2 separate regions of the Homo sapiens genome follow, and region 2 is linked to region 1. Evidence: read pairs that join two places in POLR2A ChIA-PET (ENCODE). Cell type or tissue: endothelial cell of umbilical vein. All regions are shown on one strand. Links, peaks and the distances in the headings refer to the core of each region. The heading gives the core; the rest is flanking DNA. Region 1 overlaps NFKB1-AS1 (NFKB1 antisense RNA 1). Region 2 overlaps NFKB1 (nuclear factor kappa B subunit 1).

Region 1 (5,389 bases), core at 145-5,144:
CTGAGGGCTGAGCACAGTAGCTCATATCTGTAATCCCGGCATTTTGGTAGGTCAAGGTGGGAGAATAGCTTGAGGCCTGGAGTTTGAGACCAGCCTGGGGAACAAAGACCCCCTCTCTACCAAAAAGAAAAAGATTTTTTTTTCAAGCAGCTGCGATATGGTAGTGAGCACCTGTAGTCCCAGCCTCAGGAGGCTAGGGTGAGTTGATTGTTTGAGCCCAGGAGGTTGAGGCTGCAGTGAGGTGAGCTATGATCATGCCACTGCACTCCAGTGGGAGCAACAGAGTGATACCCCATCTCAAAAAAATTAAAAACAAAAATAAAAGAAAGTGAGTTTAACACATACACACCCCATAAAACCACTGCGAGATTAAATGACCTATTGTAAGTAAAGTAAATTTAAAGTACATGGCACGTGGTAGGTGCTCAATAAAGTGTATATAGAGTCATCATTGTAATTATCTATGAGATCTAGTGGGGGCAAGCATAAAAGGATTATCTTCTCTATATAGAAATATCAAAGGAAGACTTCCCAGAGAAAGTAATAATCTGAGTTTTTAAAAATGAGTAGTTTATCCGGCTGATAGAGAAAAATGTATTTGAAAGTGCAGTTCGGGTACAGAAAACAGCATGGGTAAAGATAAAAAGACATAAAACCAAATTGCAAGTTAGAGCACTATATTTAATTCAACATGGTTGACCTAGAAATGGAAGGAATAGTGAATTAGGATATGGTAAACACTGTTTATCACAAAGACCCAAAATAGCAGTGGCTTAAATCTGATAGTTTATTCTTCTTTCACATGAACGTTTGAGCAGCTACGGTTCCTCTTCTCTACAGAATCATCAGAGTCCTTGGTTCCTTTTATCTTTGTCTTCATCCACATAGTCCAAGGTAGCTCACTACCAAGTCCACATTCCAGTCAGCGGGAAGGAAGACAGCAAAGGATGGAATCATCACACTTTTCAAGGACAGAAGCCAGAAGTTGAACATGTGCCTTCTATCCATATCCTCTTAACCAGGAGTTAGTTACATGGACACTGTGACCTGCAAGGGAGCCCAGAAAATGTGGTATATGCCAAGATGTTATTTTCCCATACCAAATTCTTAGTTGCAGATTTTTACATTTTTGTTCCAACACTGCCAAAATTTTACCATAAGAACTCTTTTATCAATAGTATTTCTAAGGAAATTGCTATGTTTAATACACCACAGTGTCTGCCACTAATTACTTATTCACCCAAAACTGGCTTCTCTTAGTATGACTACAGTTGGGCTCGCTGATCTGTGCACTCAGTAATCTGCCCCATGTGCTCTCTTACCTCATGTTCACTGTGAGGAGAGGAGGATCTTTATCTCATTTGAACTGAGGGAGAAGAAAAATTTCCACATCGGGTGTCTGAGCAACAACGGGTTCCCTATTGAACAGAAACCCAATGCCAAGATATTGCCAAAGTAACCCTTTCAAATTCTCCCTAGGTCAGAAGTTTATTGTCTAATTTCATAGCCATTTGATGGAAGTTGCAGTTACCATTTTAAATGTATAATGTACATTAGAATAGATAATTTACCTGTGTCATAATTAATTTATAAACTACCTGGCAGAGCGAGGTGGCTCACGCCTGTAATCCCAGCACTTTGGGAGGCCGAGGCAGGCAGATCACAAGGTCAAGAGATCGAGATCATCCTGGCCAACATAGTGAAACCCTGTCTCTACTAAAAATACAAAACTTAGCTGGGCGTGGTGGCACATACCTGTAATCACAGCTATTTGGGAGGCTGAGGCAGGAGAATCACTTGAACCCGGGAGGCGGAGGTTGCAGTGAGCCGAGATCATGCCACTGCACTCCAGCCTGGTGACAGAGTGAGAGTGCGTCTCAAAAAAACAAAAAACAAAAAACAAAAAAAACAAAAACTACCTGACTAAACTAGAAATTAAAAAGAAAAAAAGTCTAATTTTTCAAAGTAAGAGTGCGTACATATTAAATGCATTTAATGTCACAAGAAAAATTTTATCCATAAAAAGATAAATGACATTTCATCAAATAAAATCAAGAATCTGAAAACTATAAAGCTAAATATGGCAACAACTAAGTTCATTATTTCTTTAAAAATAATAGACACCAAAAGTCTCTTTGAGTTAGGACAAAAAGTCAATTAACAAATGAAATAATTACTATAATTTAATTATAATACAGAATATCTAATGATATTGAAGTAGGTGATTAAGCCTAATAGTAATAAGTAATAAGAACTTGTGCCTTGTACTAGGTTCTAGGAGTAAAAGAAAAAAAAAAGTATATGACTGTATTTTCTTTTTTTTTTTTTTTTAATTATAAGACAATGTATTGTAGACCCAGCTGCCTAACTCAGTGATTCTCAATCTTCTTGCCCACTAGAATAACCTTGATGGTTCCAAAAAATATATACCAATGCCCAGGTCAGACTTCAGCACCATATAAACAGACTGCCTAGAAGTGGAGCCCAGATGCCTAGGTGATTCTTATATGCAGCCCTGGTTGGGAACTACTGCCCTTACTAGGCTATGAGCTCCTTGAGGGAAAAGACTGTGTCTGGTTTATCCCTAAGCTCATCATAGTGCCTGACACATATAGATACTCAAATGTTCAATAAATGAATGGATGAGGGGGTGGATGGGTGGATGGATGGATGGATGCATGGATGGATAGATGGATGGATAGATGGTTGAAAGCTAGCATTTCCTGCTCTCAAGGTACTTATTATCAAGTAAGAAAAATACAACTTAAACACAGATAGTTAAGTAGACACAAGCCAGTAGATGTCGCATGATTACCACTGTATTTCACAACAGAGATTATGATCTGAAGGAAAGCCTAATTAAATGCTTACAAGGGAGAACTTTCATTTATAAGCCAAACAGGAAAGGCTTCAATTACACTGCTGATTAACACTTAATTTTAAAAGAGAAGGAAGGAGTCATCACATAGATCTTAACACTTAAAAGGAATAAAAATAAAAATGCTATTAGCAATGAGGGAATGCAAAGACTAAACCTTGGAAGTGAATTTTTGAGTGCTGTAAGCCCTGTTTTAATACCACCTTCTCTAGGACAGACCATGTGTCTGGTTTTGTTGGACTGGATTTTGTTTGGCTTGGTTTTATGGTAACTTTTCTCCCCTGTTATTATTTCCAGGTCACCAGGCCATTCTACTCTCTTTGAATCTACAATCAGTGCTTTCATCCAGATAGATGATCCAGTATTTGGATATTAATCTTTCCAGGGCACTCAGCCAGAAGCATTCTTACCTAACTCCTCCACACCCTAGTGCCACTTAGCATCTAAATTGAGCCCAGATCCTTTGGTACCAAACACTGCTCACAAGGGACTATGCAAATTAAATGACTCCTTTTGAACAACTGGGTATTTATAATTAATATACCTCCCAATGTAAATTAAATGAATAAATATGTTGTGGAAACAAATTACATTTGGACAAGAATCTTTTTTCAGGTCAGCTTGTATATTTATGTCTGATGAGGAAAGAGAAAATTCTTAGTTTCCTTGGGGAGGAAGTTATTAGAAAAATTTGAAATGTTTTTCAGCATAAAATTACATAACGTATCCACTCAAAAACATCTCTAACAGAGTACGGCTTATCAGAAAACAAAAAATTATATTCAACTAGACACAGTAGGCAAATAAAATTCAGGCACAGAAATTGAAAAAATGATTTAAAGTTAGAGCTAAACCAAGATGCAAAGATTATGCCTCATGTTTTTCAACTTTTGATAAGTAATGTACCAAGGTTCTAGAGGCCTCTCATTCTCAGAAGTAAGACCAATCTGGGGAGTGTTCTAACTCCCCTCTGATTCCTGACTGATAAGAACCAAAAAGGAGGGCCCGAGACCACATATGGTACCACCTTTGGTGCAGCCATCAATGACAACTTCCCAAGCAGCAGAGCTGACACCTGGTTCTTATTCTATCTCTGTCATCACATGTGCCAACATTTGACCCAAGCACTAAAAGAACTTTGATCAACAACACAGCAGTATTCCTCAAGTACTTGATCCTTCCTCCCTTCCAGGAGGGGAAACTTTGCTGGTTCCCCTCCTGGTTTGCTGATTCAACATCTCTGTTGGCCTTTTTCACCTCACTTCTTAAGTATTTGTTTAATATTCTGTCCATTTGCCTTTTTTACGGCCTCCAAAAAATGAGTCTCCAGCATATCTTCTCTCCTTTTTAAGGTTCAGATCAAAGTCTCCAAATGCCTTCTGCTTATCTTCTCTTGGATATTCCAGTATCCAAAACAAAACTTGATATCATCTTATTGTCAAATAATCTGGTCCTCTTTTCCCATCTTAGATTCATGATCTTACCATTCCTTCAGTCTTCCAGGCTACTGGGTTGACAAATGTTCTGGATTCCATCTTAAAACTGTATCTCAGAATTAACCTCTGAGATATGTCCCCACTTTCCGTCTCTTTGCTCAGGCTCTCATTACTTCTCATCCAGGCTAATTCAAGAGTCTGCTAACTGATCCTCCTACTACTTGTCTTTTCCCCACTGTCACAATCATCCTCCTGGGTTTTCTTCTTAAAGAACAGCAAAATGTAATTTTGTCACAGTCCTGCTTGTAAATTTTTGCTGACTGTCCCTTGCATACAAGATTAAGTCCAAACTTGGCCTGGCTCGGTGGCTCACGCCTGTAATCCCAAAACTCTGGGAGGCCTCGGCCTGAGGTCAGGAGTTTTAAGATCATCCTGGCCAACATGGTGAAACCCTGTCTCTACTAAAAATAGAAAAATTAGTTGGGTGTGGTGGCACACACCTGTAATCCTAGCTACTCAGGAAGCTGAGGCAGGAGAATTGCTTGAACCCTGTAGGCGGAAGTTGCAGTGAGCTGAGATTGCACCACTGCACTCCAGCCTGGGAGACAGAGCAAGACTCCATCTCAAAAACCAAAATCAACAACAAAAGAAAATTTAATCAGAAGGGCCATACCAGGCCTTTCTCAATATGACCCACTTTGCTTCACCAGGTGAGCTCTCTGACACGACTCACCACACTCTTAAATGAATTTCTCTCTTTATTCCCCACACCAGCTATGCCTTTCCTATATTTTACATGTGTTGTATCTTCTGTGTAAAATATCTGATCTTCCCCACTCTACCTACACCTCAACCTGGAAAACTTCTATTTTTTTTTTTATTTAAAAAATAGATCAAATGTCACCTGGCTAGAAAGTCTTCTCTAATTTTCTCAAGGTTTAATCCACCCACATTTGATAAGAACAAGCACGTAATTCCAAGATCCTCGGAAGCATCCTGCTATAAAGTATGTTCCTTGCAACAGACATGAACTGCGTCTAACTGGCTCACCACTGTATCTCCAGCAGCTGACATT
Region 2 (5,389 bases), core at 229-5,228, 120 kb after region 1:
ATGAGCTCAAAGCTGTCAAAATCTGCATGTTTGCTGGGGTTCCACAATTTAATGAGTAAGGGAGTGAACCCCCACCAGCAGCTAGTGGGTGTGATGAGCTGATGGGCAGATGATCTAGTGCTGTATATGCAGAGTTGGTCCCACAATAGAAACAAAAGGTGAGAATGTTCCTTAAAAAATCTTAACGTATTTTCTTTTCACCAAAAAGTGAATCTGTAAAAAGAAAATCATCTGCTTAAGCGACTATGTGGTTATAAACTACTAACACTACCACAAATTGATTGACATCATTATAAAGTTGAATCAGGAAATACAGCGAAACCTCCCTTAATATGATGATGAGGTCATAATTATCCTTGTTTTATTCTTTGTATACAAATATGAATAAGTTAACTTTATAAATCATAAAAAGTTAGAACTGGAGTAGACCTTAAAGATGGTCTGGTATAATCTTCCCTTTTGTACAAATGAAAAAATATGACACTTCTTAGGTGTTTATCAGCCCACAGTAGTTTATATAGTGAAGGCTTCCAGCTAACTTCATTAATTAACTATATCTATAAAATTTCTGGGTTAGATAGTATTTAAGGGAACTACCTAGTTTTGGAATCATTCTGGTAGGTTAATATTCAATCTTGAGCTTGACCATATTAATAATCATAAAAACAAAAATCTTATCCTCTGAAATGCTGAGAGAAGCTTAACAGATGCAGGGTCTAGCACAGGGTGTGTTCTACAACGCTGAAACAGTATATCTAAATAAACATGTCTGTAGTCCCTGCTGAACCAGCTGTAATCAGAGTAGATAAAGGAATGTCTTTAAGTAAGAGTCAAGGAAGCATAACTTTTATTAATATGGTACAGTTCAGAGCTTGGCAGCAGCAATTTAAGACAAGGAAGCTCTGACTAGAACAAGCCGTAACATGTTAAGTCTAAAGCCTAAACTCTTCAGCAGATTACTCTCCACACATGCATAGCATGAGAGGTTCCATGGGCTTAGGTACCTGGCTTTTTAGCCATATCTTAGTGTACAAATATCAATTAATACCATTTTTCGTAGTAAGATTACGGGAAAAGTGATTCTTGTTTACGGAGCCCTCTTTCACAGTTTCATGTTTTTCTTCTCTCATTTAGTAGACATAAGATTTAAAAATTTGTATGTACCTTTGTTGCCGTAATTTTTAATAAGTATTTCTCAAACTTAATTGGCTTAACGTTCACCTTTGCAGAGAGGATTTCGTTTCCGTTATGTATGTGAAGGCCCATCCCATGGTGGACTACCTGGTGCCTCTAGTGAAAAGAACAAGAAGTCTTACCCTCAGGTCAAAGTAAGTTTGTGGTAGCTCTCCTTCTATTTGAATTCTGGAAATTTTGATTTCCTACGATTTCCAAGGAATTGCTTTAAATGAGTACGGGTTGCCTTCGCTCCTAAGCTGAAGTGTTCACATGATTATTAAAATTTTTAAATAGAAATTTGTCTCCTAGCAATAGAAGTGACAGATACTAAAACTTTGTTAACATTTCAATTTAGTAGAAATGTCTTCAGCATTAGCTAACAAACTTACTATTTCTTGATCATCTTAAATATTTTTAAAAATTGGATACTTCCTGAAACTTTAGTAAGTCTTTGAAAGAAATGGTTGATTTTGACTCTTTGGAGATTTAGTGAAAAACCAAACAAGTGACTGAGTGTATGGATTATATAGTATATTATTTAAGATTATGAATTTGGATCCAGACTTTGTTATTAGCTGTGTAGCTTTGAATAGGTTTAACCAATACTTCTAAACTTCAGTCTCTTAATGTATAAAATACAAAAATATTAATAGTATATACTTCATAAGGTCCTTTAGAGATTAAATGAGAAAATGTGTACATGTTCCATAGAGAGCCTGAAAGTACCCTAGGGCCTTGGCCTGAGCAGATGTGTGGCCCTCTTGGAATGAACTGCTACGTGACATGCTGGTGGTGTATTTGGTCATACCTTTTACCATGTTCAGGCTGTTTGTTTATTTGAGAATATTTTTCTTTAAGTTAATATGAGACTTTTAATTTCATAATATGCTATGTTTCATAGACTGACTGATGATAAACATAGACTGGTAATCATTTTGCAGATAAACGCAGTCAACAATTGTAATTTAGTTTTTTATAAAAGTTATTATTTAGTCAGTAATTCAAGGCTTGGACAAAATAGTTCTCACTATGTGTGTGTGCCCCTCAGGGTGTAACATACTTTTGGACTCAGTCTTTTTATTGGTTTGTTTTTGTAAGTAGATGAAGCTCAGTAGAGCAGGCCCTCAGCAAAGTTGTGATGTAAAGAAATCTGGCCGGGCTCGTTGACTCATGTCTGTAATCCCAGCACTTTGGGAGGCCGAGGCTAGCAGATCACAAGGTCAGGAGTTCGAGACCAGCCTGGCCAATATGGTGAAACCCCATCTCTACTAAAAATACAAAAATTAGCTGGGTGTGGTGGTGTACACCTGTAGTCCCAGCTAGTCAGGAGGCTGAGGCACAAGAATCGCTTGAACCTGGGAAGCGGAGGTTGCAGTGAGCCGAGACTGTGCCACTGGACTCCATCCTGGACAACAGAGCGAGACTCTGTCTCAAAAAAAAAAAAAAAAAAAAAGAAAGAAATCAGTCTTTGGTTTTGCCAGCCTTGCATTTTGTTTCTTCCTTTTCCTCTTATCCATCTTCTAGGCCCAGGCCTGTTAAATTTCTTATCCTTATTCCCAAACAAAAGACAAAATGTTGTGACGTCGTTCTTTACCTTTCAAGTGAAACTCACCCATTATTTAGTATGGGTACTACTAGTCATAGTTGCATTTTAAGTCTCTTAGCTCCAATTGTGGAATGAAAGATGTTTTTTCTATTAAAGGTAATTAGGCGGGTAAATATGATGGCTTAAGTCCACAGAAGCAGACCACGGTCTTATGGCCTCACATCCTTTAGAACCTTGATGAGGAATGAGGAGCAGCAATAAAGAACTAATTTGCACTTATTAAACACCAAAGACTTGCCAAGTGGTTTGTATAACATTATCTCTTTTAATCTCTTAGAAATCTCAGTAGGTAAAAAGTGCAATGCCTGTGAACCCAAACAGACTCAGAGAATGGAATTATAATAACTGGCCTTTCTCACAAGACTAGTGGCTCTATATCCTGCAGCAGGCTATTGCTCACCGAACCTCTCAGATATAATGTGTGCATTTGGGGTACTGGGGGCAGGGAGATAAGGGACAAATTATGGGCAGACAATGGTGTAAAAAGGCATGGTGAATGATAACTCTTGAAAACAAGGGAGAGAGAGGCTCACTGGTCAATGGGTACTCAGGTATTGGGGAAGCCAGGCCCAGCACTTACCTTTTTAACACATGTGTCTGTGTGTCACATGTATAAATATTGTGCCTTTATGTATGTGTATATTTGTGAGAAGGGGATTGAAAGACACATGTTATCAGCATTGACACTGACTATAATGACTGAAGAATTAACTTTAAGCGAAAAACTGGGAGTTTTTTCTGACTGGCTTGGCACAAAAAATATAAATTATGGTATTTTGTTTACTTCTATTGCTCTAGTATTTTGTGACTAAGTAACAATTCTTGATACTAACAAACACATGGCATTAACTTTCTTATAAATTTATTGGCTAAGAAAAAACTTTATACATCCATTTATTCCCAGTCTTCATACATCTTTCTCATGTAGAGGTTTCATCTACTCAAAAACATATTGCTGCCTCAGTCACAAAATAATTTACAAATGAAACAACTTAGTGGGCATTAGATGTTCTTGTAGAATGAAAGTTTCTATATCAAGGAGTTTAGTACTTACTGGGAAATATAGATATGTAAACGACTAATAATAAAGCAGGTTCAACTACAGTCACATTATTTCACCAAATCATTTATTTTTTATTCACTAATTCAGTATCCATTTATAAGCATTTAATCAACTTGTAAGAGGAGGAGGAACTTAGAGGTTAGAGAATATGACTATACAAGCTGTCATTGTTCCCTTAGCTTGTCATTGTTCACTGAAAATTGAAATGGTTCTGCTGTTCCTAACAGTTATAGGAAGTAATTTTATTTATCCAAGAAATTCTTAATTGGAAGGATGGGTAGGAGAGAAAGAAAGAGACAACGGCCAGGTATTTTTTTTTTCCAGAGCTCTTCTCCAAATATCCCTTTTAATAGTTATTTCTGCTCAGGATGACCTTTAAGTTTACAAAGGAATTTTAAATCCCCTTTCCCTCTAATGTTTAAGCAGAGGAAAAAATTGTTCTCCATGCATCTTTCTAATCAGGAAGACCTTTAAAATTGTGCATGTCTTTTCTGTGGTACTTTACTAAGCACCTGCTCGGCGAGAGACTGTAAGGGAAACAGTGGGATAGATACATCTAAAGTTTCTCAAACTTGGCATTATTGACATTTGGGGCTTGAAAATTCTGTGTTGTGGGAGGCTGTCTGACACGTTATAAAATATTTAGCAGCCTCCCTGACCTTGACTCACTAGATGCTAATAGGATTCCTATAATTGTGACATCCAAAAAGTCTCCACATTGACAAATGTCCCCTGGGGGGCAAAATCACCCCTCTTTGAGAACCACTGATGTGGATGCAACAAAGAATCAACCTTAACCTTACCCATTTGCATACTTTTCTACTATAAAGTTGTCTCGCATAGATTACGTAGAATTGTCCAAGTGTATTATTTTATAAACGTGCCTTTCTTGGTTATTAGTAGATATTTCTTATTTTCAAGATGGTGATCATGGTGTCTGTATAATTTCTGTTAGAATATCAGAGTTAGTGTACCTGGATACTAAGGAGAAAGATAGAAAAGATAAAATATGTATCTTCAACATTTTGTATTCTGTGATGACCCTAAAAGCTAATGTGGGAGTTCTATTGACTGTTATAAACTATTACAGAAGAAAAAGTGAAAGTGGAGAGTTAGGTCCACTGTGTGTGAACAATGGGAGGGTCTATGGAATGATGCTTTCAGGTAGGCAGAGGCCTCGTGGAGGGTGGCCCCACACTCACCCCCAGAATCCAGAAGCCATTCCCACAGGAACTTCAGAGGGAGAGCATTTACATTTACAGGAAAGAAATGATACTTCTGAGCCTACATTTGCCACATATTCATTAAGTGCATTTGTTCAGGCATTACAGTAAAATGCCATGGGCTGTGCTTTTCCTCAGCTACAGCCTCTCTCCTTCCAACCTCACACCCTGTCTTCCTGTCATGCCTTTGTGAGAGCGCCACCACTCTGCGGTGCCTGGAGAGGAACCTGGAAACGCTGATAGTTCAGTGCATACTCGGTCATATGGAGACAGCAGGAAAGAGTCAGGGGCCAACTTGAAAGATTTGGGGCCTGGCTGTGG

What was found. ChIA-PET counts read pairs that join two places held together with the same protein. Peaks named below come from ENCODE experiments on the same cell type or tissue, not always from the same donor. Only the 100,000 strongest peaks of a DNase experiment are listed, where the experiment ranks them.
Region 2: POLR2A ChIA-PET joins it to region 1 with 8 read pairs; 7 of 35 experiments call an interaction of 5 or more read pairs at or near these places.

What each region holds. Positions count from the first base shown.
Region 1 is chr4:102,417,942-102,423,330 of GRCh38, forward strand. NFKB1-AS1 (NFKB1 antisense RNA 1) reads right to left here. Exons shown (of 5, transcript NR_136202.1): 3 at 1,756-1,853; 4 at 1,323-1,418; 5 at 661-1,047. Among named protein-coding and RNA genes, the nearest start is that of SLC39A8, 75 kb to the left of the region's middle. In endothelial cell of umbilical vein, for the core only: no CTCF peak of the experiment used is centred there; a DNase peak (open chromatin) is centred at 2,800.
Region 2 is chr4:102,536,629-102,542,017 of GRCh38, forward strand. It overlaps NFKB1 (nuclear factor kappa B subunit 1), which reads left to right. Exons shown (of 24, transcript NM_003998.4): 5 at 1,230-1,328. Among named protein-coding and RNA genes, the nearest start is that of NFKB1-AS1, 37 kb to the left of the region's middle. In endothelial cell of umbilical vein, for the core only: no CTCF peak of the experiment used is centred there; no DNase peak of the experiment used is centred there.